Regions from separate parts of the Mus musculus genome. Here region 2 is linked to region 1. Evidence: chromatin loops called from intact Hi-C (ENCODE). Cell type or tissue: heart. All regions are shown on one strand. Links, peaks and the distances in the headings refer to the core of each region. The heading gives the core; the rest is flanking DNA.

What was found. Peaks named below come from ENCODE experiments on the same cell type or tissue, not always from the same donor. Only the 100,000 strongest peaks of a DNase experiment are listed, where the experiment ranks them.
Region 2: it touches region 1 in a loop (4-fold over the local background); 6 of 42 quality-filtered maps call a loop at or near these places.

What each region holds. Positions count from the first base shown.
Region 1 is chr2:38,348,404-38,364,490 of GRCm38, forward strand. Lhx2 (LIM homeobox protein 2) reads left to right here and starts at 2,905. Exons shown (of 5, transcript NM_010710.4): 1 at 2,905-3,490; 2 at 4,908-5,110; 3 at 6,046-6,449; 4 at 11,495-11,700. The coding sequence starts at 3,371. Gm13584 (a long non-coding RNA gene) reads right to left here. Exons shown (of 2, transcript XR_003953793.1): 1 at 15,220-16,087; 2 at 11,925-12,535. Gm27197 (a long non-coding RNA gene) reads right to left here and starts at 2,337. Exons shown (of 2, transcript XR_374289.3): 1 at 1-2,337. In heart, for the core only: no CTCF peak of the experiment used is centred there; no DNase peak of the experiment used is centred there; H3K4me3 peaks cover 3,015 bases; H3K27ac peaks cover 318 bases; H3K27me3 peaks cover 6,882 bases.
Region 2 is chr2:38,705,908-38,721,994 of GRCm38, forward strand. Nr5a1 (nuclear receptor subfamily 5, group A, member 1) reads right to left here and starts at 8,635. Exons shown (of 7, transcript NM_139051.3): 1 at 8,450-8,635; 2 at 4,749-4,865; 3 at 4,503-4,644; 4 at 2,004-2,632. The coding sequence starts at 4,850. RefSeq lists promoters at 4,835-10,483, 8,462-8,692, 8,516-9,190, 8,599-8,818, a cis regulatory region at 8,677-8,685 and enhancers at 8,767-8,786, 12,195-14,046. In heart, for the core only: no CTCF peak of the experiment used is centred there; no DNase peak of the experiment used is centred there; H3K4me3 peaks cover 2,182 bases; H3K27ac peaks cover 281 bases; H3K27me3 peaks cover 6,266 bases.

The DNA.
Region 1 (16,087 bases), core at 5,259-13,258:
CTGAGTTAGTCACGGTGGCCGGCTGGAGGCTGCTACCTCATTATGCGGCGGGTCTGCTAGTCTGCGGGGAAGCAGATGGTAGGGAGGTAGGCAGTGGCTGCAGTGGCCAGACCTGAATCCCGTTCACCTGTCACCTTCCACAAAACACAGGGTACCCGGAACTGAGGGTGCTTTACCCCTGACAGGGGGAGAGGGTCGAGGACATTTGTGAATGTTTCAGTTACCTGTCCTAGCCTGATCCTCACCCCATCCCCACCCCACCCCCCTGCATTTCTCTAGGCTGCGTTTCCTCGCACTGTGTAAATGTCACTCACGTGTCAGGATCTGTGTTTACAGCCTGTTCCTCGCCTTGCCTAGTCTCCCAGGACAGGGCAAAGCGACGTCTCCCAATGATTAACAAACTTAGCGGCCTCTGAACCCTGGGCCGGGGTGCCCAGATGCCTCCCCGCGGCGGGATATGAGCTTGAGCCTCCAATAGACACTATTGCGTCCTAACCAGATGCGAGGAATAAATAGAGAAGTGCCCCATGGGGATCCCAACAGCCGGAAAGTTGAGGCCAAGGATGGGTGGGGACTGCCGGTCAGAGAGGTGGGTACCGAGTGGTGTACATCTCTTTATGGGTATAATTCCCTACCCTCTGGGCAGCTTTTAACAAGAATCACCAAGTATCCCCTCCCCAGCTCTGAAGGCAGCCCCTTGAGTCCAGCCAGCACCAAGGACATCACCCCAGGCTTCCTACAAAGTTTCCTGCCCCTTGAACAACCTCCAGACCAACACTGGTGACTCCCAGATTCAATTTTCATTTCCTACTTTCTTTGAGAAAAGAAAAAACCCCACAAAACTGTCCCAGATACCCCAGTATAACGTGCTAATATATTCCTAGAGTTGATCGTGGGCCAGCGTCTATGTGGGCACTGAAGGACTGTCTGTGTGGTTGCACATGCACATGCCTGTCTTTAGATTGATGGTCTCTCCCTAAAGTTAGAGCATCTTTACACATGCAGTGTGTACATACACATGCATAACTTAAAGAGTTTTTGCAAATACACCTGATAGGAGCTCACAGAAGATCAAGTAGGCTCGCCTTAGCACACAAGTGTTAGTCCTGGATGTTCAGATGCCTCCTCCGTATGATGCCCACCTGTATACCTCCTGTACTGTTGTGCTGGTTATTAACAAAGATAAAATTCGTGCTGGCTGTATTTTTGCCAAAAAGAGACGAGCATGAACATTTTCACACATGGGCACGAGCTTAGGCAACACCAGTGCAACACCTACTTGTGAGCAAAAGTTATGTACACTATGTAAAAAGTATGACTTCATGCTGCCTCAACTGTGTGTCCTGTGAGATAAACTACAGAGGTCCTGGCTTCCCTTTAATTGTGCCAGGCAAGCAGACATTTCAGACTTCATTTCTCCCCACTATCACATGGAAAGAAAGCAACTTGTAAAACGGACCTAGAAAGGAGTTTCAGTAACTGTCTTGCCCTTTTTCTTTTTCACCCCAAATCACATTTTCTTTTCTTTTTTTCTTCTTCCCGAATCCCTTCCTGTTCCACCAGACACCTAGCCATTGCCCCGGGTTCAGCCACGAGACTCAGGGCTGGCAGTTGGGATTTGCTGGGCAGGCCATGTTATTGTTAGTTCTTGTGCAACCAGGTGGCAGGGTGGGTCCAGAGTGGGAGAGCTAGTGGGATGGAGTACCCCATAGGAAGGAAGAGAATAGGCCTCTGGTCTTTAAGAACTGCCAAGTATATCCCGGAGTGAGAAGATCCAAATAGGAAAAGAAAAAGAGGGAGCGATTAAGAAATTCGCTGAGTGCCTACTATGCTCTATATATTTTCCACTCATTTCTTTCATCACACCCAAACACCTAAAAGGAGGGGGCCTTCTTGTTTCCCTTTGAGAAAGTCAAACATTGTAAAGGAGGTTGAGTCACTGTCTCCGGATCACACTGCACGTACATGGGAGAGAGCTATGGACTCCTTGTTTCTTTTTCTGAGTTCCTAAAGACATGCCTCCAGACTGCAGAGCTTTGGAGAAATCCAGGAGCTACACGCCTGGCAGTATAGTCCCTAGCTCACTTGAAGAGAGGATATGCTGGCCGGCCCGCTACCCTTGGGAGTCATTGCTCTGGTGGCACTTGCGCCTGGTCCCCGGGAGGGCTGCGCTGCTAAACGCAGCGCAGAGAGTAGCGCCCCAGACCGAAGCCCAGATGGGCGGGAAGCAGCCGAAGGCTCTTGAAACAGTACTCCTGGTCTGTCTTCTCTGCCCCTCCTCAACCCCAGGTTCCAGAGGCCAAGGGGGAGAATGGAGACTTCCTCAAGCATCCTTTGGCAGCGCTTTTTTAGGACAGAGACTCCAGGAAAGGTTTAATTTTTCTTCCTGAAGAAACACAGGAAACTGTTCGCAGCCTAGAAAACTCCAAACCCCGCGCTCTCCCTTCTCCCTCCCTTGCGCCTCCTCCTCCAGCCTCGCCCACCAGCTCCCACCACCTCCTCTCTCCGCTCCTCTCCTCCTCTAGCCTTTCCCCTCCCTTTGGGTCTCCCGCCTTCCCGGAGCACGCGCTGCCAAGGCCTGGGGCGGCGGGCGGCCAATGGCACGGCGGCAGGACGTGATGTCAGGCGCGGCTGTAGAAAAGGCGCGGAGGCTTGCGCTGGCGCGGACTGCAGAGCCGAGGCTGAGCTCGGCGCGCGCTTGGGTAGCGTTGCGCGCGGCTGGGCCCGCGGCCGTCGGCTCCTCCTCCCACTCTGCTCCTCCTCCTTTTTCCTCCTCCTCCACCTCCTCCGCCGCCGCCTCCTCCTCCTCTTCCTCCTCCTCCTCTTCAATTCTCCCAGTGGCTCGGCTCAGCTCGCAGGCTTCGCGGAGACCCCCTACTCCAGTTCGCCTTTGGTTGGGAACACACCCCGGGGGGAAGAGACGTGCAGGCATCTGGGCCGCCGCGGGCACCTAGCTGTTCCTGGGTGAACCCCGACTGCAGCCACCGCCGCCTGGGGCAGAGTTTGCGCCCCTGATTTGCGCCCTGGGCGCCAGAACCCAGCTAGCGATGCCTGCGGCGTGAAAGCGCCCACAGCGGGCGCCGACCTCTGCCCTGGTCTCCCGCCCCCACCTCACCCCCTGCCCTTGTGACCCTGGCTTCGGCGCCGCCGTCCAGGCGCCCCGCGATGTAGCTGCCCCCACGCCTCGGCGGGAGGCGTCCTGGCCCGCAGGCGCCCGCGGCCCGGAGCCCAGCCTGGGGGCGCAGCCGAGCTCGGGCGGGGCCGGGGCCGCGGTGGCGATGCACTGGGCCGGTTAACGCCGGGAGCGCCAGGCAGCTGAGGCGGGGGGCAAGCCCTTCCTCGGGGCAGCCGCATCCCCGGTCCCGCCGCGATGCTGTTCCACAGTCTGTCGGGCCCCGAGGTGCACGGGGTCATCGACGAGATGGACCGCAGGGCCAAGAGCGAGGCTCCGGCCATCAGCTCCGCCATCGACCGCGGCGACACGGAGACGGTAGGCGCGCGGCTGTGGAGTTGGGGCTGAGAGCTGGGACCTGGCGGGGCCAGCCAGCGCCTCTGTTCCCCGAACTTTAGGTAGAGTCCTCCGAGACGCACGGGACCAAGGCTGGGGAATCCTCGGACAGGGTGCAAGGCCCGGGGCACCAGACTCAGGGGAAACTCAGCTGCTAGAGAGGAGGAGGGAGTCAAGGTTGAAACCCAGATCTGGACTGCGAGGGTGGAGGAGAACGTTGTTCTAGAAGTGGAAGGGGAGTGGAAGTGGAGGCCACTCTCTTCTCTCCGCTCCCGGAGGCGCTCCGGTCCACAGACCTGACTCTCCACTACTTTGCTCCTGGTGCTGGCGCCGACGCCTCGGGAAAAGGGAGAACCGGTGGAAGCCCTAGCTGGTTTGAATCGCTTTCAGTCTTCTGGCAGTCTGGGATTCTCTCCTTAGCTCAGTTTCAGGGCCCTGCGACATCTGGGCCAGCACTTTCCGTTGATCGTGACCCGTGTTCCTAACTGGCTAGATTTGGCCAGGCAATGGTTCGGAGTTCAGTCACCGGCCTGGCTTCTGCGGAAGGAGACTCCATTAGGTTCTCTGTACCTGGCTCTGCTGTCCCGGCCCCAAATAGCCTCCCCCGGGGCCAGACTAGCAGACGCTGCCTAAGCAGCGGCTGCAGTGACCTTTAGAGACCGAGGAGGTGGGAAGCCTGGCCCGAGTTTCTCCCTTCTAGAGCCACAGCTCCGTGACCTCCGGGTTTCCCCTAAGCCTTTCTTTCCGGATAAACCTCCGCTGCTCAGTTTTATTAGGAAAAAAATTTCACATGGGCCTGCCTTGCACCCTCCTGGAAGGTCGCCCTGTATCCCACTTAACCTACTCGCAAGACCCAAGCGGGAACCAGAAGTTGCTGGACTTGCCCTGGGCTGAACCTTTGGTCTAAGGATCAAGAGGCTACTGAGGCTTGGGGCCAGGAACCCTGCTGCCTCTGAAGAGGAGTACCGGTGGAGGAAGACTTTTAATACTCACCTTACTTTACTGTCTTGGTTCTTTTCTGAGGCCCAGCACCTTTAATAAACACTTTGAGGAATTCCCTTGGAGAGCTTGGGGGAAGAGACCCCTCTGTCCCAATACTTAACCGCTGTGAGGATATCCTGGGGCAAGGGCACGAGGGCAGGAATAGGGAGACCTAAGGCCTGAGAACAACTTAGAACTGTAAAGTGTTGCTGCAGCGGCTTGGCTCGGTGGTTGCCTGGAGCTGAGCTGTGCAGCTTGGGCCTGGTAGATGGAGAAAATGGGCTGCCCAGTTAGACCGTCCTCTAGGCGGATTCAGATATAACCAGGGCCAGGGAAGGAGCTCAGGGAGAGTTTTCTTGGTGGGAGCATAGCTGTAGGCTGTCCCTTATGGCAGTGTTCTGTCTTTCTCCTTTTGTAGACCATGCCGTCCATCAGCAGTGACCGGGCAGCGTTGTGTGCTGGCTGTGGGGGCAAGATCTCTGACCGCTACTACCTGCTGGCAGTAGACAAGCAATGGCACATGCGCTGCCTCAAGTGCTGTGAATGCAAGCTCAACCTGGAGTCGGAACTCACCTGCTTCAGCAAGGATGGCAGCATCTACTGCAAAGAAGACTACTACAGGTAGATCCTACCCAGACCCTGCCCATTGGCCTTCAGGGACCCACACCTTCCACCTCCTTGGCTTTCACTCCCAGTCCAGGTTGCCCCACCCAAGACCCTTCTTCTCCAAGCCAGCACCCACCAAAATTTGGTGACAACTTTCTAAATTAGCAATTCGGGGCACCCTTGGAAAGAATCATGAAGTGTAGGAACAGAAAAACCAATGTTACCCTCCTTTCTGAGTTTAGGGTGCTTAAAAAGTCAGCCTGGGTGGGTGGGGTCTTCATGCTACTTTCCCTTTTGAAGTTTCTTGACTCAACCAGAGGAGACAGAAATAAGACACCCCAAACTCTGGCAGCCTGGCTGACGTGAGAGCACATTGGAGGGGGAGCTAGAATAGTTCAGCAGCTTGGGGTCTTTGGGGTTGGGGGTGAGGCCTATAGTAAAAGGTGGCCAGGGTTAAAAAGTAAGGGCCACGGTCGTCTTTCTCTTCCCCAGCCTTAGAGTTAGGGTCTATTTATAGATTCTCTCTGTGTGTCTCTATCTCTATTTCTCTCTTTTCCCATCTCTGTTTCTTCCAAATTACAGCGGTGTGTAGAATTCCCAGGTGCTGGTCTAGAGGGAAGGGGCAAAGGTTGAGGAAGGGGTAAGTGAGGGAGTTGCTCCCCATTCTAAGTAAAGTCTTTCTTAAGACTTGCTCAGATCCTGAATAAAGTAGACTTTCCTGTGGGTGTGAAGATGGCTAAGGAAAACTATTTCAGGCAGGGCCAGGCCTGGGTTAAAATCTAGTTCCCTCCTCACTAACCCTCTAACTGGAGTCCAGGCTGTCTGTCTTGAGGAGGGGACCCCACCCCACTCCCCAGTGACAGCAACAGCACCTGGAGGAGGGGTATAGGGATATGGGGGGGATACCCAACCATTTGTCCCCACAGCCCCTCCCTCCATGGTCCCCACAGGCGGTTCTCTGTGCAGCGCTGCGCCCGCTGCCACCTGGGCATCTCGGCCTCAGAGATGGTGATGCGCGCTCGGGACTTGGTTTATCACCTCAACTGCTTCACATGCACAACGTGTAACAAGATGCTGACGACCGGCGACCATTTCGGCATGAAGGACAGCCTGGTCTATTGCCGCTTGCACTTCGAGGCTCTGCTGCAGGGCGAATACCCAGCACACTTTAACCATGCCGACGTGGCAGCGGCGGCAGCCGCAGCCGCAGCAGCTAAGAGTGCAGGATTGGGCTCAGCCGGGGCTAATCCGCTGGGTCTTCCCTACTACAACGGCGTGGGCACTGTGCAAAAGGGGAGGCCGAGAAAGCGCAAGAGTCCAGGACCCGGGGCAGATCTGGCAGCTTACAACGCCGGTGAGTGCAAGACCGTCTGAAGCCTTGGCGGTGTCGCGGGAAAGATTTCAGTGTGCTTGTTGTACAGTGGGTACCTACGCACCAGTGTTCTGATAGAAAGGGCTTTAGCACTCTGGCTTCCAGTCCGTGCTCCTTCGGTTGAAGCAAGCATTAGGAGAGAATGCATTAGTTCATTGGTGATCCAGGTGCAGGACCTTGTCGCTGAGAAATTGTATTTTGGAGTTGCCTTTGGTTTGCCTCACCGGCTTTGCTGTGCAGAAAGTGCGGGGGGGAGGGGGTTGTGCGGGGGAGAAAGGCGGTGCCGACACCAAACAGGCTCGGAGTGGCCGAGGGTGGGGAGACCAACAGCTCTAGGCAGCGAGGGTCCCAAGAGAAAAGGTTGGCAGTGGCCGAGAGCACCATTGGGTTTGGCTTGCAGCCCGGTTATATGGAATGTCCCCAGGGCCACAGGCTTGGATCTGTTACTAGCAAGGGCTATGGGTCCTTCTGTCCAGCCGGATCTTCAGGCACCCGGCACCTCCAGGTCTCGGGGATTTCCCTTCCCCTCCTAGCAAGCAGCTCTACCAAAGACACTGGAGCTGGAGGGTCCTCACAGTAGGCTGTGAGGGGCTCAATTCGCATTTCTTTGTCGTCCGGGGGGCTTTCCAGCGGACTCCCACACCATCCTGGCTCTGAACAGTTGCGAAGGTTCTGAGGCCCAGCAACATCTGCCCGAAGTCTGCAGGGCCAGGAAAGGTTTAGGACTCGCCTGGCTTTTTAGTTTAGTTTAGTTTATTTGTAGTCGTTTCCTCTCTTAAGTTTGTAACAACAAATCCGATGCTCAATTTTTTTTTCTTCTCCTTTTCCCCCTAGGGTAAATCACAAGATGGGGGGGGGGGGGTTGGAAAACCAAAACAAACCAAGGTTGTAGATCGGCTATGGGTCAAAGCAGAAATTAGGTTCTTTAGGATTTTAAATAGTCTGAACTGCATGCGAAGGGAAATGTGGGCTAGTAGAGGAGGTCCTTTTTCGGTCCAACGAAATTTCGGGATAGAGGGTCCTGGGACCTACTAGGGAAGGGAAAAATGCAACCCCCGGTTGGATAAGTGATAAAGTGGTGGTTGGTTCAGCGATTTAAAATTTGGCAAAAGTACTACTAAAGATAACGTTCCTTAGAGCTCACCCACTAGCCTTAAAATACAGTAGATTCGGTCCAGGCCCATTTCTCCCCAAACCAAGTGGCCTCTTATTTATCAGCTGGGTCAGCTTCCTTAAGAAAGAGGTGAGGTGGGGTCTGCTCCCGGGTATCTGGTGTGTAGGGAGTTTTCTTGGACGCACCAGGTTGGCACCCGGTTTGTGACTGAGCAAAAAGAGGGTGAGAGGTTTCGGGATTTATTTTTGCTTTTTGTTGATCAGTCTTGTCCTTCCCAGGAGGCAGCGGGAAGATGTGGCTGGTAGCTGAGTTCCGGAGAGGCCCCTCTGCTACCTCATTTTTCTCTTTGGGCCCCACACTCATTCCAGTCTTTTCTGTTCTGTTCTTTCCGCCTCTGTGTTTCTCGGTTTGTCTGCTCCAATTGCGTGTGTGGGTCTCGGCCTTATCCCGCCTGGACTCAGTCCTGGGAGGAACGGCGCTCGGGCCCACAGGCAGTAGCTGTGCGGCTCAGTTTTTCGGGGCTCCCGGGACTAAGTTGTTTGCCCGGCGTAGCCAGACTTCCCTAGATCTTTCTTTCCGCCTCCTCCTTCACCTCCCAGCGCCCGCAGGAGAGAAATGGCTGCACTGTGGGCCTTGGGATATCTGGGGTTGGAACATGGGACCCAGAGAGTTGAGCGTGAGGCTGTGGGCTCTGTGTGCGTGCTCGTGGAAGAAGGCTTCGGATTGCGAGGACACCAGTTTGCGTGTGTAAGCGCCCTGTACCCAGGGGCCAGACACACGGACACTTTGCAAATCGGCTGGGGGCGCGGGGGAGGGGGAGGGCTGTCCTATCGAGGGAGGTAGATCTGGACGCTTGGTAGGAAGGGGAGTAGCGGGTGTGTGGGTGTGGGTGTCCCTGGGCCCGGGGCTTCTGGAAGAGTGACCCAGGCCTCAGGTCTTAGGGTCGTAAAGTTCTTCCGGGGCGAGAGCTGTGGCCGCCCGCCTCCCACGGACCCTCTGGTCTTGGCGCGCTGACCTCGCTCCAGAGGCAGGATGCAAATCTCCCCGAAACCCGAGCGGGGCTGCAGGTCAGCTTGGGGCTCATGATCGGTGGTCGGAGCCCGCGAGGGGCCCCGGACATGCACTTTGCGGAGCTATTTGCGCGCCACAGCCGCGGGAGTCTTGAGGAGATCGGCTGGCCGGCTCGGCCTCCCTGAGCCCCAGCTTTGTGTGTGTGTGTGTGTGTGTGTGTGTGTGTGTGTGTGTGTGTGTGTGTGTGTGCCTGGCTGCGTAATTACTGATTTGATTCCAATCCATTATTTAGACAATTGAACCTACAGTCTCGTCTTTAGTAAAATGAGGCGAAGTCAGATTTGATTACAGGTTCAGTCCCAGCGACAAGAGCTCGAAACCCGATGGGTTAATAACAGATCACGAGTAAATTATTCATGATTTTACGAGCTCTTTAGCTCCATTGAATCGGCCTAATTGAGAGGAAAAGGGGGGGGAGAAAGCCCTGGTCCTCCCCACTTCTCTCAGCCCCCTCGCTCCTCCCCAGAACTGATCTTGGGGAATCCCCACACGGCCCCGGGCTTTAGGGGCGCGAGTGAGGGGGGTCTGGGTATCGGCGCCTCCTCCACCATCCTGGCTCCTCCAGGTCCAGCTCCAGCTGCAACCCCGGCCTTCACGCCCGCCCGGCGGGGCCTCGGCCGGGTCACCTAGGGCTCCCAAGCTCTTTCCTCCTGGCTCGACTTCCTAGCCAGTAGACGTTTGGAAAAGTCTTCTCCATAGGGTCCTTGTCTCCTTGAGCCCAGGATTAGTTCTGTCACGAGGACTCCCCACCACACATCCCCTTTATTTCCGAGACTCTCCATACTCTCCATTCAGCTCCCTTTCCCCCCCCCACTGCCCCCACCCCGCTTTCCCGTTCTCCTGGTTGCCAGTTCTCTAGCTTTCTACCTCTGTCGTCTCTCCCACCCCCACTCCTCCTCGGTACCACCTTCCCCCATAGTAGGCCGCTCTCAGGGCACCTCCCTTGGGCCTACAGGGCGCCAGGGTCCCCACGGAGCTCATTAACAGCAGTGAGGCCCAGGTGGGGGCTGGGCAGAGGGATGAGCCCAGAGATTCCCCCTGGGGGAGGCCTGCCCCAACCCGGCAGAACTGGGGGCTGGGAGAAAGAGGAGGGTCCATTCCCTGTGCTGTTTAGTGCTGCTGGCTCTCAGGAGTGGTAGTCTGATCCCCCTTTAAATTCTTCACGCTGAATGTTCTGGATGGGGTATCTGGATGCTTTGGTACACGTGGATACAAACTGATATAAGGTCGTTCCTGATTTACAGCTCAGGTTTTGAAGTAGGAACCATTGAGGCAGTGGCTTTTGGGTAAGGGTAAGGGGGGGTCCCCAGAGAGGGCTTTCTAAGTAGTGGTGTCGGGATAGCCACTTAATTCTGAATTTTGGGCAAAATTTTAAAAGTATCCTAAGCAGCATATAAATGTTAGATAAAATTTTAGTTTCCTTTGGGTCCGTGCAATCTTTTGAGACATGTGATGGTTGATGGTAAAAAAAAATGATCTGTTGTTTATCAGAAAATCAAATCTAACTGGGCACTGTTTACATTTATTTGCTAATTTTGGCACCTCTATTTCTAGGCATGGACTATGTTGAAAGATACCTTTCAGTCTGTAAAGATGGGGTGATTGGGATGCATGTCCTCTTCAGCTGAGCAGTTATTGACACCCAAAGTTTCTAACCCTTTCCCAACCATGACTCCTCCACAAACCCTAGTAAAACCCCTTGGGATGGGGATAGACTCCCTAAAGAGTCAGGCTTTCTCGCCTCTCCCAGAGGCGTTGTAGCAGGAAACAGGAGGGGGGCTCCAGTGTTGACTCAGGGCTCAGCCTTTACCAGAGTGTGAGAGTGGCTTCCTTTCCTTGGCTTTATTTTCTTCCTCTAAAACGGGAACCTTAGTGGTGGGACAGACATAAAGCCAGAGCCTAAGGTGGGAGTCAAAGATAAGTTGCAATCTTCCTCCAACTTCTTTCCCTCCCAGTCTACAGTCTACAGACTGCTCTCTCTCCCGAGGATGGATAAGCTTCTTATAGCTTCCCTGAACTCCATTTGCTTCTTCTGCAAACCTGGGAAGCAGCTCACAGGACAGTGCTGAAGACAAAAACTACAAAATGCAATTCCCAGCTGTAGACCTGGCGCTGGGGGCCCTGGAGCCCACTGGGTCCTTCGGGGAGGGAGTGTTGATGAAAGCGGAATGAAATCGAGGCTGTCAGTAACTTCTGGGTGCCAGCGTTCACTGACTGCTAAAGGGAGATAGAGGCGGTAGGGTTTTTCTTGGAGAGTAACTTGGGAAACAAAAGAGCGCAGGACCACGGATGGCAGGCCCACACTGCTGTCAGAGCCTGGCTTGCTGCCTTCCCTTTGTGTCTCAACATCTGTAAAAAGAGTTGCTTTAACTGTCCAGCAGCTGTGTGCTTGCAAAGAACGCCTTTTAGGGGCCGGCAAGCTAGTTCAGTGGGTCAAGGGGCTTGCTGCCAAGTTTGCAGACTTGAGTTCAATCCCCAGAACCCCTTTCCCCACCCCCACACAAAATAAATACACGTAAAAGAGTAAGGAGAAAGACATTTAGTGCAGCCTCTGGCATCCAAAAAGACTCCACTGCTGCTCTTGAAATTATTCTTGCGACATGATGGCTTCTGGGTGTTTCGTTTTGTTTTCCAAGGTTCAATCCACTGCTTCCTAGACAGGTCCCATTTTCAGTGAGCTTCATTTTCTCCATATCTAAAATGGGGATATTATTACCATCTCAGCATTGTGAGTGCACATAACCGGGTTCCCGGACTAGATGTGTTTGTCAGTGGGTGGTGTGGACTTGGCGACCACGCAGAGTCAGGAAATTCACCTGCTGCTTCTGCGTCCCTTTCCCAGCGCTTAGCTGTAACGAGAACGATGCTGAACACCTGGATCGTGACCAGCCCTACCCCAGCAGCCAAAAGACAAAGCGCATGCGCACCTCCTTCAAGCACCACCAGCTTCGGACAATGAAGTCTTACTTTGCCATTAACCACAATCCCGATGCCAAGGACTTGAAGCAGCTTGCGCAAAAGACCGGCCTCACCAAGAGAGTCCTCCAGGTCAGCTGGGCCAGGGTGGGGGCATCTGTAGCTGCCAAGTCCTGAGGCTGAATCTCACATGGACCAGGACTTTTGGAAGAACCTTCTGCCTGTCTGCCTTTGCCTTCTTTTTATCCCTTTGTAGTTTGTCTTAGAATGTCAGCCTTTTTGCCTGCCATCCCATATTTCCAGTTTTCATCCTCATTTTTTTTCTCTTTGTGTGGTCCTCTGTCTCCATACTTGACTTTTTTTTTTTTTTCTCCTGGTGGTAAACCATTCTTAGTTATCATCTTTTACTCAAATGACTCTCCAACGTGCTCATGTTTTAAGAGGCCCAAGTGTTTCAGATGAATCCAGAGCCCTCCTGCTCTGTCCCCACCCATGGGACTTTCAGTGCCATAAGTTGTTCCTCTGTCCATTTGCCCCCATGTCATCCTTCCCTTTCTTGGAATTTCTTCTGGCAGTTCTGACTTATCTCCTGAGTTGTTGTTCGTTCGTTGGTTTGTTTGTTTTATGTTGTCTGCCTCCCAGACTTTATAGGAAACAAGGGTTGGAGATGGTGTGGTGTGCTAGACAGGATCTGGAACTTTCATGGGATTTCCACACCCCCCAAAGATGTTGAAAACTCTAGCCTCAGGCCCACACTTGAGGCACCATGTTGGGACAGCAAATTTCAAACTTTCTGCTTTTCTGGTACTCATTGATAGCGCTAGATGACAAACCTCATCTGCATCTGCATCCTGAGCTTCAGTTTACAATATGTGAAATGCACCAAGACTCACCCAGCCGTGCCACTGATGGGAGGTGCTACTGAGGTGATGTGGGTGACAACTTGATACTCTGTGCTCGGCGGATGCTAGTTAAAAAAATAACATTAAGTTAGTTTGTTATGTGATTAACTGGGATGAACAGTCCTGGTTGTTAGAGCTTAAGTTTCCCCATCATACAAGGCAGAACCTCCCCGCTCCAGTAGAAGTTTAACCAAAACCCCAAACAAAAGAAAATATGAGAAACTATGCAGCCTCACTGTGTCACAGCTAGGACAGGTCCTGGATATTGAAAGATAAGTGAGTGGCAAATCAGAAGAGTTGCATAGCCTCTCTTCAGGAAGTTTCAGTGACTGTCAGAAAGCAAAACAAAACTTAATGGGGTGGTGACAGGGTGTGACCAACTTTGGCTGGAGCGAGGGTGACGACCTCAGAGATCTTCAGATGGTGGTAGAGCCTACCAGGTGGGCACCTGGGAAGTCTCTAGGCATCCCTTCAGCGACTGGTGATGTATCAAGGGAGGTAAGGGAGATCCAATGGCATGTTGCTGCGCCTCTCTTTGAGTCTGCCCCTCACTATTTGGTCTGTGCTAGGTAGCCTTCGGTTCTTCTGGCCTGGACTCTGGGGTAGCGCGGGTGGGGTGGGGGGTGGGGTGGGGCAGGCACACTGCTGTGGTCAGTGTTTAAGTTACTCTGGTCAGTTCGTTCAAACTTTTCGTTTCTTGGGGTCCCCACTCTCCTTGGAGACCTCCTGCTACGCACCCCCCAGAGCTTCTCCTTTAGTTCGGCATAGCCTGGACTGAGTGAGGACTTAGTACTTTTCTCTGGTTAGTAGCTTCACTCTCTTTCCAGATGCCTTCTGGGATGCTGAGAAGTGGGGGAGATCTGGAGTTCAGAAAACCTGGGCTCACAAATGACCCCGTGGTTTATTTTACCTGCTGTGTGTCTTGGACAGATCAGTTACCTTCTCTGAGCCATGGCTTTCCCATTTGTAAAAAGGCCCCCAATTAGGGCACATCTCTCTCCCAGCTATTGCGATTAAACTCACGGTTCAGTCTTAATAGTCATGATACAGAAGAGTCTGAGCCTGCTTCTTTGGAGGCAGGAGGTAGGGTTTCCTGGCTTAGAAACATGTACGATTTCCAGCTTAGCTCTCTCTTATTCTTTTATCTGCCTATCTCTTGGAACCAGGCTTTAGGGCACTTATATATGAACTGGTCCTGACCCAGAAGAAACTCATCTGTTGGTTAGAGACAGCTACATAACAATCAGTTTCTCCTTGGGGTAATTAGTTCGGGATAGTGATGGAATGGGCCAGGCTCTCCACATCAAGGGTTAGGACTTCCCTCCCCACAGTGCAGATGAGCACATGAAGGCTCAAATGATGGCCTGCCCAAAGCCACACTTTGCTGGCAACTGTCCAGCCAATGGGCAGAGTACCCTCTCCGCTGAGCCAACCCAGGCTGGAGTTCTCAAGAGTGTAAGCATCACTTGGGGCCTGTAGCTTGGGATAGGGTCTCTCTTCATTCCACACCTCTCTCCATCTCCTCTACACAAATCATTTTTTCTTTCCTAAGAGCCTGACTGGTGATGACTGCAAAGCATCTATTTAACCATGTAGCTACCTCACCTTAATCTTTTCCTGCCTGTTTTACAGTTGAGAACATTTAGATTTGTTTTTGTTTTTCAAGACAGGGTTTCTCTAGGTAGCCCTGGTTGTACTGGAATTTGCTGTGTAGACCAGGCTGGCCTCGAACTCTCAGAGATCCCCTCGAACTCTCAGGCACTGGGACCAAAGGTGTGTACACTACCACCTGGCAGCTGAGGAGGTTTTTAAGACTTAGCAAGATAAAATGGTTCGTTGTGGGTTATAGAGCCAGGCATGGTCAGGGTAGGACTTGCTTCTCATTGCCTGACTGTCAATGGAACATCTTGGGAACCTAGGCTGGGGGTGATTTGCAGTGAGACAATTGTTAATGTGTCTTTGGAAGGTGATGGACTAGTTGAAATCCCCCCTGAGTTACCTGCCCTAAGGTTTGGTGCTCCTTTCTGACCCTGAGTAGGTAGGTTGCATAGTTAAGAACCTGGTCTGGGAGAGGAATTAACATATTATACACAGCCCTGGGTAGATCACCAGCACCACGAACAAACAAAGCTATGTTACAAAATAAAAACAGATAAAATGATTCCAGAGTCAGTTCACCAGCTTAGTGGTACTAGATCCTTTCATGTTCCCTAACGCTTTTCTCCCACGGTCATGGTCATGGTTCGCCTCAATCCTTCAGGGGGTTTGCAGGACAAAGGGCATTGAAACTGAGTTGTGTTCCCAGAACTGGGCAATGCATGATGTGCGTGAGGGAGAATGGTGGCCCTATGTTGTATTCCGTATATACAGTGTGAGCCCCACCAACATTGTAGGCCAGGGGGTACAGCATCTCTGTTGGAATCTGGAGGCTGCTGCAATGAGGTCCTAGTTTAGCTCTCCCACTCCCACTCGGAAAAGTCTTTGGTGTTAACGGCTCCAAGCTTCGGTGGCCTTAGCTGTGGCACAGTTGGTAGAGTGCTTACATAGCATGCAGGAAGCCCCAGGAGTGATCCCCCAGGTGTGATCCCCAGCATTCTGTAAGCTGCATGTGGTCGAGCACATCTGTTACTCTAGTATTCAGTAGACAGAGACAGGAGAATCAATTCAAGTGAGTTCAAAACCAGCCTCGACTATGTGAGCCCCTGTCTCAAATAACAGTAATAACAATAATGATAACCCTGGCACTTACCTTACTGGATATCAAAAGGAGAAAATGAAATGATGTGATTGGATCCATGCACGTATGTTAATGTCACATAGCATTGTGTCTTTGGTAGGGATTTCAACATCCTCCCCCCCCTTATTTTATAGTTGGGGAAACTGAGGTTCAGTGAGCTTTGGTTTACAGTTAGTAATGAAGCCAGGAGTTAAGCCCAGACTGTTCTTGAGTCCAGGGATCTTTCAAAGCGCGGGATTGTCACTTGGACCCAGCTGCAGAATGCAGAAGACAGAGCAGGAGGGTTCCGGCAATACATAGCAAAGCTTTCATCACGTCAAAAATTCCATTTGTCACCACCAGCACATTACAGCCACAACACTCATGGTCCAGTGTTGGGAAAGGTGACCTGGAGGAGTCACAGTGGCTTCCTCAACAGAGGTTTGTTATGACATGCCTTGCCACTGTGTGTGGACTCCTAACCACATCCATGCCTCTTGTTCTTGGAGGACATGCAGATGCCCTGGGCTTCCTGAGGGGTGGTCAGCTGATTGATCCTGTGTAGGTAAAGTCTCTGCAGGGATTCCTGGTGTCACTTTAAAAGAACATTTTAAGTGCCAATGTCTCAAAAACATTTTCCCCATCACTAGATAGTTGTCATTAGCCCAGGAGAGAATTCAGAGAGGTGCAGTAAGAATGTGGAGTGGGAATCTGAGCTGGTGCAGGCAGTAGCAAAGACTTCCCTGAAGGACAGGTGAATGACTTCATTTCCCTGAGGCTCTGGTTCCCACTTACAAGATGGTCATTGTCCTGCCTGGCTTTAGACAACTTGAGGCCAGATGTAAATACACTGGCAGGGAGTTTCACAGATGACAGGCCTTGAATCTTTTGTTTCGTTTCT
Region 2 (16,087 bases), core at 3,371-11,370, 360 kb after region 1:
TTTATTTCTCTCCACTCGAGGCACTCCGGGACCTGTTCCTTGACAATCTACATATGTCTTCTAGCTCTCCCTGCAGCTTCCTGGGTCCAGTTCATTCTGATGTCCCCAGTGCCCATCTCAGAAGCTGCCCTAGTCATAGAGACACAGATTTCCTACATTTCTCCTAAGATTTGCACGTGGCACAGTGAGACCCAGCTCACTGGGCAGCCTCAGCTCTTCTGACCTGCATGCCTGGCCTCTGTGACACAGACCCCCCAGCCTGGCAAAGCATGCTGGCTCTAGCGAGGCTGTAAGTGCCGGGCTCGGGCTTATCTGCAAGGTCCCTCAGAAGCAGCACTGACTATGGTGAAGATTCGATTCCTGGGCTCCTTTCACAGGTTCTGGGAAGGGGAAGCAGGAAGGTTTGAGCCACAGAGAAGCCAGAAGCAGGAAAAAACACTCAGCAACGCTAGGACAAAAGCCCTTCCCATCCTGCATGACCCCCCACCTCCCCAACCAGGAAGGCGGCCAGAGGAAGTGCCCTGCCCCTGAATCCAAGATCCAGGAAAGCTGAGAATGCTTAGCTCCTTCTACTCTCTGTTCAGGGACTTCAGGGAATCTTGCAGCGTCTTGGGGGCAGGGAGGAGAATCTTCCAGAGCAGTACAGGGCAGGTGGGAGGGTCTAGCATCTGATCAATATCTACCTACATCATTTGGCCTAGAAAGGGCCAGTGAGAAAAGTCACCCAAGACAGAGAGACATGACATGTGGAAATGAGAGTCACAGTCAGTCATCAGTTCCTAACTCCCAGAGTCCCCTGGGGGGCTTGAAGTGCCCCCATAAGGCTCAGAACACCCATGCTGCACCTTATTCCCCTCGATGCCAGCCAGGCAGGCAGTGCCCCCAGCCCATCTGGCCACATGCCCAAAGGAAGCCCAGGCAGAGTGGCGTCAGCACTGACAGCCGCTCAAGGCTGCAGTGCTTCCCGCAGGGGGGTGGGGGCAGCAGCCAGCTGTTTATAGCTAGCCTCAGAACAACCAGGGGGGCTTGACCTAGGAGGGTCAGGTTGGGTTGTACCCATGCCAGGCAGCAGTGAGTCTTGCTGAGGATTCTGGAGTCTTGGGGGTGGTGCACATAAGGAGCTAGGTAGGATACTGCCGAATCAGCTCTCCGGCCTTAGCTAGTAGATGAAATGACTCGAAAGTTCTTCCTGTTGCTAGCCTTAGTCCCTCTAGCTGTGATCCTGCTTTCTTTACCTTTATGTGCACTAATCCTGAGAGAAAGAGGGCACTGAGATGAGGGAGGGCAATTGCATGTGGCAGGAATTCCATCTAGTTATCCTACATTCTTGTACACACATGTTTGCACACATACACCATCACCACATCACCATCATCATCACCATCATCATCACCATCACCATCACCATCACCATCATCACAGGTAGTAAATCACATTAGCTAGGAAGTACTCAGGTCCACAAACACACAAAGCCATATGCCCAGAGCCACATCTATGACAATTGAGGATGGTGGGATTGGGGTTCTTTCTGAATAAATGAGAGGATAGGATGGCCGGACCTGCTTCTGACATAGGCTGGAGATTTGGGGGCCAAGACAAATGTTTGAGGGAGCCCAGAGTCTCAAAGATAGAGGGAGCTGTCTATAGAAATGCCGAGAGAGAGAGAGAGAGAGAGAGAGAGAGAGAGAGAGAGAGAGAGAGAGAGAGAGAGAGAAGCAAAGCCTTGTGGAACACGGAGGTGCTGAGAGATCACAAACCAGGGAGGGAACGCACGAGAGAAAGAGGCTAAGAGAGACAGATGGAAGAGATAGGGAGCGGGGTGGACAGGGAACAGCAGGCACTAGGAAGCTGCAATAGCTCAGAAATGCCCTTCTTCCATGCAGTGGTACTTCCCCAGACACTGCCTGAAGCCACTAGGCTGCACTGCCCATCAGAAGGGTGATGATGGGCAGCTAAGATTAGTAGCTAGAGCCAGGGACTGGGGGCTATGAGGGGGTACCCACCTCCAGCTCCTTAAAGACCATGCACCTTCGTGCCCAGTCGACAATGGAGATAAAGGTCTGGTCGGCCATTCTGCAGAGGAGGCTGAAGGGCGCTGGCTGGTCAGAGCGGCTTTTGGCTGGCTCCTGCAGACAGCCCACGATGCGAGCGCGCACCTGGTCCTCCTCTGGCTCTAGTTGCAGCAGCTGCAATATGAGCTCTGGTACATTGGGCCCTCCTGAGAAGGGCTCTGGATAGCTGTAGGGTGGCCCTGGCTGTTGTGGGGGGCTGGCATAGGGCTCTGGATACTCAGACTTGATGGTGCGGTTAGAGAAGGCAGGATAGAGGTAGCCAGCCAGAGGTCCGTGGGGACCAGGCACAGCCATGGGTAGAGATGGGGCTCCAAAGTCACCCAGCGGCCCACTGGGTGGGCCAGAGACCAGGGCCTTGGGCTCCGGTGCGTGCAGGCTAGGGGGTAACATGTAGTCCGGTGGGGGAGGGGGTGGCGGGGGCACCCCCATCGGTGGTCCGGTCTCCAGCTTGAAGCCATTGGCCCGAATCTGTGCTTTCTTCTGCTGCTTCAAGGCCCGGTCTCTCTTGTACATGGGCCCAAACTTGTTCCGGCCACCCCGCATTCGATCAGCACGCACAGCTGTGGGCAGGAGCAGTCTGTCAGGTTCTACCTTCCCAACTGTCTGCCACAGATCTTTTCCCAAAAGATATGTCTCTCTCACACACGCTTATACCATTCCCCATTCCTATTCAGTGGTCTTCATCAGCCTTGGTTTGGCATCCCAGGCCTTTCTCCACATTCTCCTGACCCCATCTCTCTCTCCTCCACCCACTCACCCACCCTCCCCTCTGCCTGGAACCCCTTTCTTTTTCTTGCATTTACTTAACACCCAGTCCAATGTTGCCACCTCCAGGAAGTCTCAGAATTCCCCCAGGCAGAACCTCCTGTCCTGCCCCATACCTCAGGCTGAGAGCTCCTGGGTTCAGGCGCCCCGTCCAGGCTCTGACAGGGAGATGGGCAAAGCAAAGGGGCCCTAGTCTGCTTTGCTCACGGTGGGGTGCCTTCTTGATTGTACAAAGCTTCCCCCACGGCAGTCTACTGTGAGCCTGGGTTTGGTGCTGGAGGAGGGGACCTATTTCGCTGACCAGATGTTTTTCTCCTGGCCAAGAATGTGTCACCAGCCAGACTCAACAGGTGCATCTCTGCAGCTCCAGTGTGGCTCCAGCCCTTGCTCAGACAGGACCCCACCCAAGCTCTGAGAAAAGGGAGAGGGGTGGTGTTCCACACAACCAAAGCCTTGGGAGCCTGCCCGCCACATATCTTCCTGCCGGGAGGTGAACAGTGGGGCTTTGCTCCCTCAGGTTGCTGTGCAGGCTCTGCCACCCGCAGTAGCCAGCTCTCTGCCTGCTTGGGACCTGGACCTAGGCATGAGGGATCTAGACACGGGACAGGGTACCTCCTTCAATCTGAGTCCCTCTCTAGGTAGCAGGATGTGTCCACCGCTTTCCCCAGCCTTCAGGGCCTTCTCTGCAAAAACTTTAGCCAACAGCTGCTGGCTGGGCGCTCAGCCCGACTGGGGCCAGCGGGGTAGAAGCTATGACTGTCCACTCTCTGAGTCTCTCCTGATGGACCATTGCTTTCCTCTCTGGACCAAAACAGAAGGGGAGAGGCAGCTATAGACCATTGTTCCCTTCACCCCAACCTTCTCAGGGGTGGACTCTGAATGCATGGGAAGGAATCTCAATTCCCATGAAACTTACATGCCTAGACAGACAGACGGACAGACAGACAGATGCACAGTCTAAAGAGCGATGGACAAATAGCATCAGAAAGTGTGATAGTAATGGCAGTTACAGCTATTCTGCCGAGTCTTTCCCTTCACAGCAGGCAACTCCCGCTTTTTCTTACTCCCCCTCCCCCCAGTCCTCCCACTAACACAAGGCAAGCATTACTTTTTTACTTCATTATTCAAATGGGGGCATCTGCAGCTCAGAGAAGTCCCTAGTCTACAAGTGATAAAGCTGGGATTTGAACATGGTCAAGTTATTGAGAGCTGTGGCTTTGGCTGGCTTGGGGAATTTATGGGGTTGTTTGGGAGCTTCTCATACAGTGGGACTATTGGGGCACAGTTCTGTCCTGGAGAAAGACTTGCCTCCCGAGGTAGGGGTGGGGGTGGGGAGATACTGGATCTCAATATGATGACTAGCAACCACCTTGCCTCAGTCTCCAGAGTCCTAGGATTTCAGGGATGGACCACCATACTCTGGAAGTCTCATTTTTGATATTTTGGGACTGAGCCCAGGCAGGCCCTACATGCTACACTCTTCTGGCGCTAGACTCCCTAATTGCCTCTGCTCCCTGCAGAGCTGGGGCCCCAACGTCACGCCGAGGGGCCAATCACCTGGATCCAGAAACTGCTCCGCTTTCCCCTCAGCCCCTCTCCCAGGCCCGCCCGCGGCTCCCTGGGGCGGCCAGCAGTCAGGGGGTCCCGGGCGTGCAGGACGCGCACCTTCCAGGCGCATGCCCACCGTCAGGCACTTCTGGAAGCGGCAGAAGGGACAGCGCTTACGCTGCGTCTTGTCGATTTTGCAGCTCTGACTCTCGGTGCACGTGTAATGCTTGTTGTTCTGGACTGTGCGCTTGAAGAAGCCCTGCTCCAGAGGAAGGGAATGAGCGCCAGGTCCCGACCTTCGTTCGCCGCCCGCACCCTTGCCACCCGCTGCCTACACCCTCCCTGCTCCCGCTTTGCGCTCACCTTGCAGCTCTCGCACGTGAGCAGCCCGTAGTGGTAGCCCGACACCTTGTCACCACACACTGGACACAGCTCGTCCAGGTCCTCGTCGTACGAATAGTCCATGCCCGCGGCGTCCGCCTGTGGAAGGAGGATCGGGTCAGCGCGGGCCGACGGCGACTGGCTTGGGATTGCCCTGGTCTGTGCACACGGGGCGGTCCCCAGCCCGGGCCGGGTGCGGGGGTTTGTGGGCCATGTCCCTGCGCTGCAGCTCAGCCACCCGCCGCGTTCCAGGGCTGCTTCCTCGCCGCCTCTGCCGCGCCCGATCCGGGACCCTCGGATTCGATGCATTTCCATCCAGATTCGTTTGTCTGAGAACAAAACCCCGATTCTGAGAAAATCAGATAGGCTCGGACGCGGGCAAGACAGACGCCAGGGAACCAGGGCGAAGTAGGGCACACAGCTGGATTGTTCTGGGGGCCCCGACAGAGACCTGAGGCAGAGAGTCTAGAAGAGACAGAGACTCCAGCCAGTACTGCTCAACGGAGAGGGGATCCTGGGTGACAGGGACAGGAATGCGGTGCCAACGACATTGGGAGAGATTCGTAGATGGTTGATTGGGTAGGTAGGTAGGTAGGTAGGTAGGTAGATATTGATAGATTATGTAGATAGATGATAGATAAATGATAGGTGAGATGGATGATGGACAGATGGTGGATCGGTGACTGATAGATGATTTAAAAAGATCGATATACAGTACATAGTGAAAAGACGAAAGACCTGTGATGGGTAACGAAAAAGACGGGATCAGAGGCTAGGAGTGACAGGCCCAACGAGAAAACCACGGAGACACAGAATCAGAGACACAGTGAGAGACACTGAGCAAGGAGAGACACCCTGGAAAGACCGCGGCAGCGAGAGTGACAGAAACACAAACGCAAAACCTGAAGGACGGAGGTGCCCAGCGAGAGGGTCGGGGATGGGGAGACAGACTCTCGGCAGGCTGCGGCTCGGGCAGAGAGCTCCAAGGCGTGGCCCCGTGGAGGGACAGGGGCCGACCCTGAGAAGCAGAGAACCCAGGCGCCGGGCCGCTGGGTCCGCAGACAAAGCCACGCAGCGACGGCACCCACCGGCGAGCCGAGACGTCGGGCCGGGAGCGGGCGTTGAGGGCGCAGCCGGGTCGCGGGAGCGGGGCGGAGACCTCCGGCGGAGAAGGGGTACAGAGAGTGGGAGACAGGCTGCGGTAGACCTCAGACGGAGAGTCCAAATCCCGAGAGCCGTGGCCAGGAACGTGAGAGCCAGTACGACGGCGGCGCCCACCCAGGCCGCTCCCGCGAGCAGCACCCCGCCTTCGGCCCGCACCGAACCCCGCACCTTTTGGCCGCGCCGCCGCCCGCGATGAAGCCGCACCCGGGCTCAGCGCCGCCCGCCCGCAATGACGGCCACTCGGGCCGAGGGCGGGGAGACCGTCCCGCTCTGCCCCCGCCTCCCCGCGCCCGCCGCCCGCGGGGCTGCTCGAGGCGCACCTGGGACCCGGGCCCCTCCGCCGCACTGCGCGCTTCGCGAACCCGCCGCGCGGGGCCGGGGTGGCCGCTCTATATGCGCGCGTGCGGTATCCGGGGGCGGAGGCGCGGTTCTTGTCCTCCCCACAACCTGGCCTGTGCCCTGCCCTCCCTACAGCCCCACTCGGCCTTCACCCTCACCTCCTGGCCCTCCAGTTCCAGCTCGATCCTCCGAAGCCCGCGAGTTCTAAGAGAATTGGGGACCCTGAGCACCCCCGGAATCCGGTCAGGTGCCGTGTGCGGGGAAGCTTCGGGCCTCCCCCTGCGCAGGGAGGAGGCGACCTCCCGTTTGCTAGTCCAGTTTAGGGGTGCCGAGGCCTGAACGCTGGTCGTTTGGCCGCGTGAAAGTGGTTAAGGGTGTGAGTGGGGCGGTGAGCAAGGAAAAACTGGACTTTTGAGTTAGCACTACCACATTTGCCTCTTCAGGCTGCAGGCACCCACTCCAGCCCTGTATTTTAACCCGAAGCCAGCTCTCCCAGAGTGTGGCTGAAAATGGATGTGGTGCAGTGGACAGCAAGAGTTCCGGGGGGCGAACCCCATTACCAGGAGTCTCCCTCAGGCTGCTCGCCTGGAAATGGGATGTATGGTCAATTCCACTCTACGGCATCCCAAGGTCTGGTAAGCAGCCCGAGCTCCATGGGCGCAGAGCCCGAAAAGCAAAGCCGTGGGGCTATACCCAGGCGCCCCTGTGAGCTCTGCTCTAGCTAAGGGGGAGGGGGAGAACGCGGGGGGGGGGGTGGGTGGGGAGAACTACTGGGCCTGCGGGTGAGGTGGCAGAGCAGTTGCTCTGGGCTGGAAGCGTGCACCAGACCAGATGGCTTTTCAAGTTAAGTAACTAAGGTTGAGAGATCTTTGAAGAGGCCTACTCAATCCAGCCCAGTCTCCTTAGCCACCAGGGGTGGAAGTCAGTGCCAGGGACTGGAAATGGACGCCAGAAAGCCTCAGTGGGGAAGCACAGCAGTTATGCCTTGGCAGAGACCCACCCATTCAAAACTCTGTGTGGATCCCACCCGTGGCTCGGGTTTCTGTGGGTGCTGGACTAGGGTGCTTGGACAAAGCTGTGCTTGGACCTAGCACAGCGAACCTCTCAAGTCATTCACCCGATGGGGGGAAGAACCACCGAATCTAACCGATGTGGTTGTCCAGTCCTAGCTCAGGCAAGTCACTCCCTACCGTCCTACAGAGCTGAGGAGTGAAATTGCGTGGCTGAAGTGGATGAATCGTAGAAGTAAGGAGAGCGAGCCAGATCAGGCCCTCTCCCCACACTTGGCACCTAAACCTCAGGGATAGGGGCTACACGGGCTTATGAACAAATTCCCTCCCGATAGGAACCCTCAGAAAGTGAAACTGGGGAGGGAATGGGGTTCAGTGGCAGACCACGCCCAGTGTGAGGCTCTGCCGTTCATTTCTTACATTGCAAAAACACAAACAAAACCAAAACAAAAGCCCCCAGATGAACCTAGGCTCAGAGGCCAGCAGGCAATGGGGATGAAGGAATGGAGGTTGGTTGGGATTCTGACTGGGCTCTCGAGTAGCCCACCAGGGGCATCTTGGATAATGTGGACACTCCTCTGGGCTAAATCCCTGGTAGGATGGGGGATGGGCACCAAGCTGCTCTCTACCTTTCTGCCTCTATCTCAACCCTTTCCTCCAGGGGCCCACTGAATGTCCCCCCTTCCTGTACACTCTTATAGTGACGCACAGCCCTTCATCCATCTACCCAGGGAAGCAAAAGAGACACTGGCCCCGACTTACAGTAGAAACACAGACATACACATATGGAGGCTCAGATTCCTCCATAGATGCAACTCAGACACTCAGGCAGCAAGACTCCAAGACCAGAAGACAAACCTAAGAGAACCCTCAGGACAGACACAGAACACCACACCCTCAGGAACCCCCGGCTACCTCTAAGACACCACCAACCACCCTCAGACCCTACTGGGTCTGTCGCCATAGGCCTAGCTCCTCTGTAGCACACCATAGGAAAGGTGAGGGGTATTGTAGTGGGGAAATGGATCTAGAGAGACCCCTGGCCTTTTCCCTGCCCAGATTGGTGGGCGCTGGTCATTCTGTAGAGCAGGCAGTGGCCAGTCTAGGCCGGAGCAAGGCACTGAAGAGGGAGGCTGGCCATTAGAGGCCTGGGCCCCGGCCTTCACTTACTGAACGGAAGGAGAATTCTCAGCCGGATAAGGGTGGACACTGGACACCAGGGTCCTGGTGGGGAGGCTCCCAGGCCTCAGGTAGGGCAGTGGCTAGCGGGCTCTCAGAAACTTCTTCACCCAGCAGCGGGCGGGCAGCGGCGGACTGGAAACTGGCCCTGTCCGATCGTCCTTTCCTCCTCCCCTCGTGGGTGGGGGGGCCACCGGAGGCCCAATTGGTCTCTGCCCCCACGTGACTCTGCAGGCCTTTCTCCTCCTTTGTTGGTGTTTCTCTTCATTTGGGTCTATATCTTTTTTCACTCTTCTAAAAGAAAAAAAAATATCCCTATCTTTATGGGGGCCCTGGGTGGGGGCAGAGGCCAAGGCACTGGAGAGACCTTGGCCAGCTGGCTGTCCAGGCTGATGAGGGAGCCTGAGGCAGGGACCCCATGTAGGCAGATAGGCAGCGGCTTGTTAGCGACTGGGTGGGAGTGGGACCTGATTTATGGCCTGCTCCCTTACCAGGCTGGGAGTTTCTCCCCTTGAATGGCTTCCTCCCTGGGTCCTTGCCTGGGCTGCGTGGTCCAGCTTGTCCCAGATCTGAGTGAGGAGTCAGAATGGCTAGTGTGGAGAAATGGCATGGTGGAACCCATCAGGTGGGGTTTGTGTGGCCTTTTTGGTGGCTTCTCTGGGAGCTGCAGATATGGTCCATTGGTAGCTGGGGAAACTGAGGTTGTGCCAAGACTGCTGGGCTAAGGGTGTGGCTTCAGGGACTTCAGGTAGGACTATGTGGGTACTAGGACCAGGTAGGAAAGAAGGGTTTTTGTTTGTTTGTTTGTTTGTTTGTTTTGTTTTGTTTTGTTTTGTTTTGTTTTGTTTTTTGTCTAGATGGCCAGGCATCCCTGCTTAGCCAGTTCCAGAACTGGCCTAGCCCTATTGGATCCTGATGGCTGAGCCCTTCATGGTCCCCCATCCCACACCTCTCAAGTAACCCTGTGCATTCCTTCCTTCTACATCTATATAAGTGAGCTTTGTGAGCCAAGCACTGTTCTAGGCACTAGGGGACACCGTGATATGATGAGGACCAGGGACCCTCTGTCACAAGAGAATTTGCAACCATTTGTTCTGAGGAGTGGTTCAGGGGCATGAGTCCACAAAGTAGGGACCCCTGCTGGGAACCCCCACTTCCCTTGAAGAGACAGGCAAGTCAGGCAAAGCTTCTCATTTCTGAAGCGCTGGATGATAGGGCCTTTTCTGGATGATAGGGCCTTTTCTGGATGATAGGGCCTTTTCTGGATGATAGGGCCTTTTCTGGATGATAGGGCCTTTTCTGGATGATAGGGCCTTTTCTGGATGATAGGGCCTTTTCTGGATGATAGGGCCTTTTCTGGATTACTGAGCCAATTAGATTTGGGTTCAGAGTGTCTTCTCCTCATGTTACCACTTAGGGTTTTTGTTGTTTAGCTTTGAGACAGTGTCTCATTATGTAGCTTGGGCTGGTCTCTGACTTTCCAGCTACTCCCTTGTGAGGGCTGGGATTATAAGCATGCCCCATTGCAGCCTGCTTCAAGTTAAAAAAAAATACTGAGTTCCTATTAATGATACTCTGTTATGCTTGCAGACAGGAGCCTAGAGTAACTCCACCTAAGAGGCTCCACCCAGCAACTGGCTGAAATAGATGCAAAATAGACCCACAGCCAAACATTGGAGGGAGCCCAGGGAGTCGTGTGTGTGTGTGTGTGTGTGTGTGTAGGATTGAGGGCTCTGAAGGGGATAGGAACTCCATAGGAAGATCAACAGAGTCAAGTATCCTGGACCCTTGGGGCTCTCAGAGACTCAGCCACCAACCAAAGAGCAAGCATTGACTGGACCTAGGCCTTCCCTACATATGTAGCAGATGTACAGCTTGGTCTTCATGAGGTCCTCCAACTGGAGTGGGTGCTGTCCCTGACTCTGCTGCTGGCCAGTGTATACTGTTCCCCTAACTTGACTGTCTTGTATGGCCTCAGTGGGAGAGGATGTACCAGGCTGGGTTGGTACAGAGAAGAGAGGTACCCCTTCTTGGAGGAGAATGGGAGGGGGATGGGGTGGAGGGGTTATGCAAGAGGCAGGGCTGGTGGGGGGCTTCAATAAAAATAAAAAAAAATAGTGAGTTCCACAGTGATTTTACTACTGTTCGACATAATATTTGAGTAAGTTAAACTTGCTCATTTGAATTATATCTATACCATTGCACGCAACGTTCCTCAACACTCTGGCTTCGGTCAAGCCTCTTTAACCTAGAAAGTCATAGTTTTCTTGTATAGAGCTAGGATTTAACCCCTTTGTTTTGTTTTTATTATTTCTCGGTCCCCCACTTCATTATTTTTGTTTAATTTAAACATTTTTTTCTGAGTTTTAAATTTTTTGTTGGAGATAAACCATCACTCTGTAGTCCAGGCTAGCCTCTGATTGGTGGCAATTCTCCTGCATCAGCCTGGAGTGCTGGAATTGCAGGTGTAAGCTGCCATGCCTGACTCTATTCTCTGGCTGTCATGTACAGGGTCTCACTTTGGAATTCACACTGTTCATCCTCTGAGTCTAGTAAAGAAATGGACCAGAAAACACCATTTTACCCTGTGGCACACACAGTACCACAAAATCCTGCCTCTTTGCACCCCTTTTGATGGGAGACTTCATGAAGTAAATTCTATATCTCCTGGTGTGTGTGTGTGTGTGTGTGTGTTGTGTTGCTGGGGTTCAAACCCAGGACTTCAGAAATGCCAAGCCTGCCTTTTATTTATTTATTTTTTTTAGAAAATATTTTTCTTTTTTATATATTTGGTTTTTTGTTTGCTTGTTTGTTTTTTCGAGACAGGGTTTCTCTGTATAGCCCTGGCTGTCCTGGAACTCACTTTGTAGACCAGGCTGGTCTCAAACTCAGAAATCAGCCTGCCTCTGCTTCCCAAGTGCTGGGATTAAAGGCATGTGCCACCACTGCCCAGCTAGAACCTGACTTTTAAAACAGGTTAAATGGGATCTTTCAGCACCATGGTGCTGTGGAAATAACCAGCTAGCTTAGCTGTGATGTCCTGACAAGTCCTTGAGATTTGAGAGTTGCTGGCAGAGACTGGGTTTCATTCCAACTTGGCCCATCTCTGGCTGTGTGACCTGTTTACATCTCATGCTCTTCCTTTATAAAAGGGGTATGAGGTGTGATGGCACACGTGACTTACCTAGTGTCCTCTTAGGATGCCATGTATGCTCAGTAAATGTCAGACACACACACATACACACACACACACACACACACACGATCTGCTGAAAGCTTGGCTGCTCTGTCCTTAGAGGCTTTTTCCTTGTTGAGTCTGACATTGCAACATCACTGTCAACATTGCTTGCCCTTCTGTGAAAGTGTGACTCATGTCAGCTAGGGGAACCCTCTTTGGAAGACTTGCTCTATCTCTGGGCCCTCAGCACTGTTGAATGCATATCTGAAGGTCTAAGGCTCTGCTAATTCTTGTGTTGTCTCCTCTAGGTGTTAGCTGTCAGTAACACTTAGGCAGGGTACTCTTTATTTCTAGTCAACCTTGGATATGATATACCCACATCTTCAGGGCTGCCTCTTATTCTGGCCCACTGGCCTCAACTCATAGAGGTGCTCCACCACTGGACCAGACAGAGCAGGAAGGAGCTGGGGTTGTGGACATGGGAATAGCGTTATATTCCTGTGAATCGTTACATACCTAGGTTTAGTCTCAAACCCTTGCTACCATCCTGGGAATGGGGTAGACTATCTTTATTTCACCTGCTGTGAGCAATGTTCAGGGCCTAGCAGAGTCAGGAGGTATCTCTCTAACGTTACCCAAACATGGACAGCTTAGCAGTGGGAAAGCAAAGCCTACACTCCATCGCCTGTGTCCTGGGCAGCCTGTGTTCCCGTGTAAGCTCAGCTTCGACGCTGGGGGTCTAGGCTAGGAGACCTATGGCAAGGAAACAGAGTCACAGCCCTGATTCAGCACTGCCTCCCCAAGGCAAACAAAGCACACAGGCTCACTCCTGAGGAGGGACTTTCCCAAAGTGCCAGGCTTGTTTCCTGGAGGGAGAAAAAAAGGACAAAAGAAGCAGAGACCTGGACACTGAGAGGAAGGGGAGGGGGGACAGTTGTGATTGGGGGACAGTGGGGAGAAACAGCTAGAAAAAGAATCTAGGGAGAGAGAGGGAGAGGGACAGAGACCTGCTAATGGTAAGGAAGACCCCCAGACGGTGGAGGAGGAGAATGGGGGAACTTCAAGAGGAATAGAGAAAGAATTGTGCAGGAAAGGAGAGGAAGGGAGGGGAGAGAGAGATAGAGAGATGGAGGCAGAAAATGGACTAAAGGCCAAGGGGCCCAGGGAGCTAAAGGCAGAAGAAACTAGCTGTGGAGACCCCATTCCGGGCAGTGTAGGGGGGCGGGCCTGCTGGCAGCAGCAGAGGCTGTTTCCGCTGCACCCCTTATCAGCCTGCTGCCAGATGTTCAGATCCGATGCCAATGTCAGAGAAGTCCACAGTGCTGGGTCAAGGCCGTGGAGGGAGCCTCAGCTGCATCATGAGGAGGGTGGTGGGGCGGGGGCGGGGGGACTTCATTAGACCTGCTGGCTTTTCCTCCTCCAGTGGCTCACTAGGCTGGACCACCTGGTGAGGGGTGGGGGAGACTGAGCACATCTAGTGGCTACTTCTCAAGACGGAGAGGCAGGGACTTGTGGAGGCAATGTGTAGAGACTGCCAACTCGTAGATGAGAATACCACTGCACCCCTACTCCAACACTGGAGGTAGTGTGTGGACACACACACACACACACACACACACACACACCACAGTACAGAATCACATGGGGACAACTTGGGGTTCATTCAGAACTGACTGCTTCACTATCTCTCTGCATCCCAATCTCCCAGCACTCCTGCAAGAACCCCTTAGTGTTCATCCCTTTCCCATCCTCCAAACCTGAGCCAAGACTGTAGCCAGCCCTGGAGCTGCCAGGTAAGTGCCTCTTGGTCCTATTCCAACAGATGCACTTAGAAGCTCCATGACTTCCAAGGAAGGCAGGGCCCAAGGGACTCGGGACCTTCTAGAATGAAGCCCAATAGAGCCCCTCCTGGCAGAGGCAGGTGCTGGGCATCTGGCAGGGCTGAACCTCTAGCCTTGGGCCTGGGCCTCTCTGCCACGCTCCTGGAGCGCAGCTGTGGCCCCTTCCTGGGGCAGTTTATCTCAAAGCGCACACGCTTGGCCCTCAAGAGGTGACCCAGCCTTGCTCCCCACATTCCTCTCCAGTCCTGCAGCCGGGTGGGCCCCCCACAGCTCTGAGTCCAGGCCTGAGCTTGGGAGGTAGTCAGAGCTGCTACTGGGCCCAAGCCCATTGCACTCTGGGCTTTCTCTGCTTCTCTGCCTCCATGAATCTGTTTATCCCCATATCTTTCTCTCAGATTGCCCCAATTTGTTTTTCTTTGCTACTTTCAATGTTCTAATATATTTTTTCTTTGCTTTTTCTCCAGGGTCTCTGAATTAGACCAAATCTCGGGGACATCTCTGCTCTTATGACTAATGACCAACATCCATGGGAAGAGTCAGACTGTGGCGAGAGGACCAAAGGGCCCGGGAAAGCAGAGTCTGTCCTGGGAACAATGGGGTGACTGGAACATTTAGGCCCCCTTCCACCCACCTAGGAAGCCATCCCTAGTAGATACATGAAGCAAGATCTGGTGGGCTCTTCCATGTAGTGGAGGAGGCTAGGGCGTGAGGTGGGTGTAGGGGGGAGGGGAGGAAACTGGGACTGGAGGTCTTAGCCTAAGGACCTCCTTCCTGTTTGTAGGGAAGCGACTGCCTCAGAAAGCTGCTGGGGGAGAGGAGGGAGGCCATGGTGACTTCCGGGAAGAAGGCCCAACCTCCCTGTGCCCACATGGGATTCTCCAGTCCTGGCTTAAAATAGTGCAACTCTGCCATTGATGCTGGACCCAGCCTGAACCTCGAAGGGTTGCAACCATGGTTTGTGCTGCCAGTAGGAGCGGTGGTTATGTGTGAGGGTCTACCCAGCTATCTAGTTCAAATCAGACTGTGCCCCGTGGCCACAGGGACTAAAACAAACAAACAAACAAACAAACAACCCCACAGATCCTAGACCTGAAGCTTTGGATGCAAGTTTCAGCTCTTGCACTGATCAGCTTCGAGACTTTGGTCTGGTGCCTGCCTGGCTTTCAACCAAAATGAAGACAGTGGCATGGCACGGTCTGGTGCCTTTTAACCAAATGAAGACAGAGCCTTGCCAGACATAAAGTGGGTGCACAGAACTGGACTCCTGTTGTTTTCATACTGCACTCTGCTATACCTGCATGCTCTAAGGACTGGGTGTAGAGCAGGGAAGGCTTGTGGAGAGGGAGCTTGCAAGGAGGGCAAGGATGGGGCTGTGGTCTCCATGGTGAGACTTGTTGCCAAGGGAACAAAGTCTCCAGGAGCCCTGGGTCTGGCAGTTGGGCACTTTTGCCATAGGAGCTGGCAGGCTAATTGTCATTGCACCCAAACTCCTGATGGGCCATCAGGCCAAGGCCGGGCCGAGCAGAGAGGGGGCTCCTGGCTTTGTTTGGCCTCTGCTGCTGGAGTGGAGGGGCTGCAGCTTCAGCACACAGCCTCCATGTATGTCTGGACTTCAGTGAAGCCTGTTAGAGCTAGCCATTGTCATTCCTAAACTCCTCAGCTACAGGTACCATCCTCTACTGATGCCAGTGGGCCAGTGGGGACCAGGGAGGCATCTATCCCCTTGTTGATGTTCCTGCTGCGCACAGGCTGCCTGAGGGAAGTGAACCCTGGAAAGGAGTCTCTGCAGCCAGATCATCCAATCCCAGCAGCCTCCCCTGTCACCACTTCTGGATGTTTGTGGCTCCACTGTTGGAACCTGGAGCGCTAGATTTCACTGCTGGTTACACAGAGACATCCTTGCTCATCTCCAGCCTGGAGAGGAGCTCAGAGAACATGGGTACTTCCAAATAGTCACCCAACATTTATTCCTATGAATTCCTGAGTGCTCCCTAGTTAGGTCTCCTTACGCAAACTATTTATTGTTTGGGGCTTCAGTTTACTCATCTGTAAAATGGGATCATTACAGCACACACTTCACTGAGCTGCTCTGGAATGTGACCTCAGTCACCCACTCTACATCTGTATCACTTAGGACTTTAGTGCTGGAACAGAACACTAAGCTATAACCCTTCATTCTTTCTTCCTAGACTGTCACAGCACAACCCAGGAAGTTCAAAGCTCACCATTACTTAAGAAGCAACTTAGATATTTGGGAGAGCACTACCCCTAATTTTACCCCATGGAATGCTGACTCAACAGAACTTTTACAGATGACAAAAGTAAACCCAACAAACAGGTAGTTTTGGTGCATCCTGGCTGGGCTAAGTGGGGTGTTCCTTCACGTAGGGCTTCCCAGAGCCTTGGCTATAGACAAAGGAGGGTTGGGAGTCTGGGATCAATAGTGTGGCATTTCCTCAGTTTCTGGCACACACTTCACTTCCAGAACTGTTTCTTTTTTGACAAAGCCTTCATGAGTGACTATGTTCAGAGAAATCACAGGCTGGGGTCTTGGGACACCATTGCTTTTCAGCCTGATTAGGTTGAGCCTGTATACAGTTTACAGGGTTA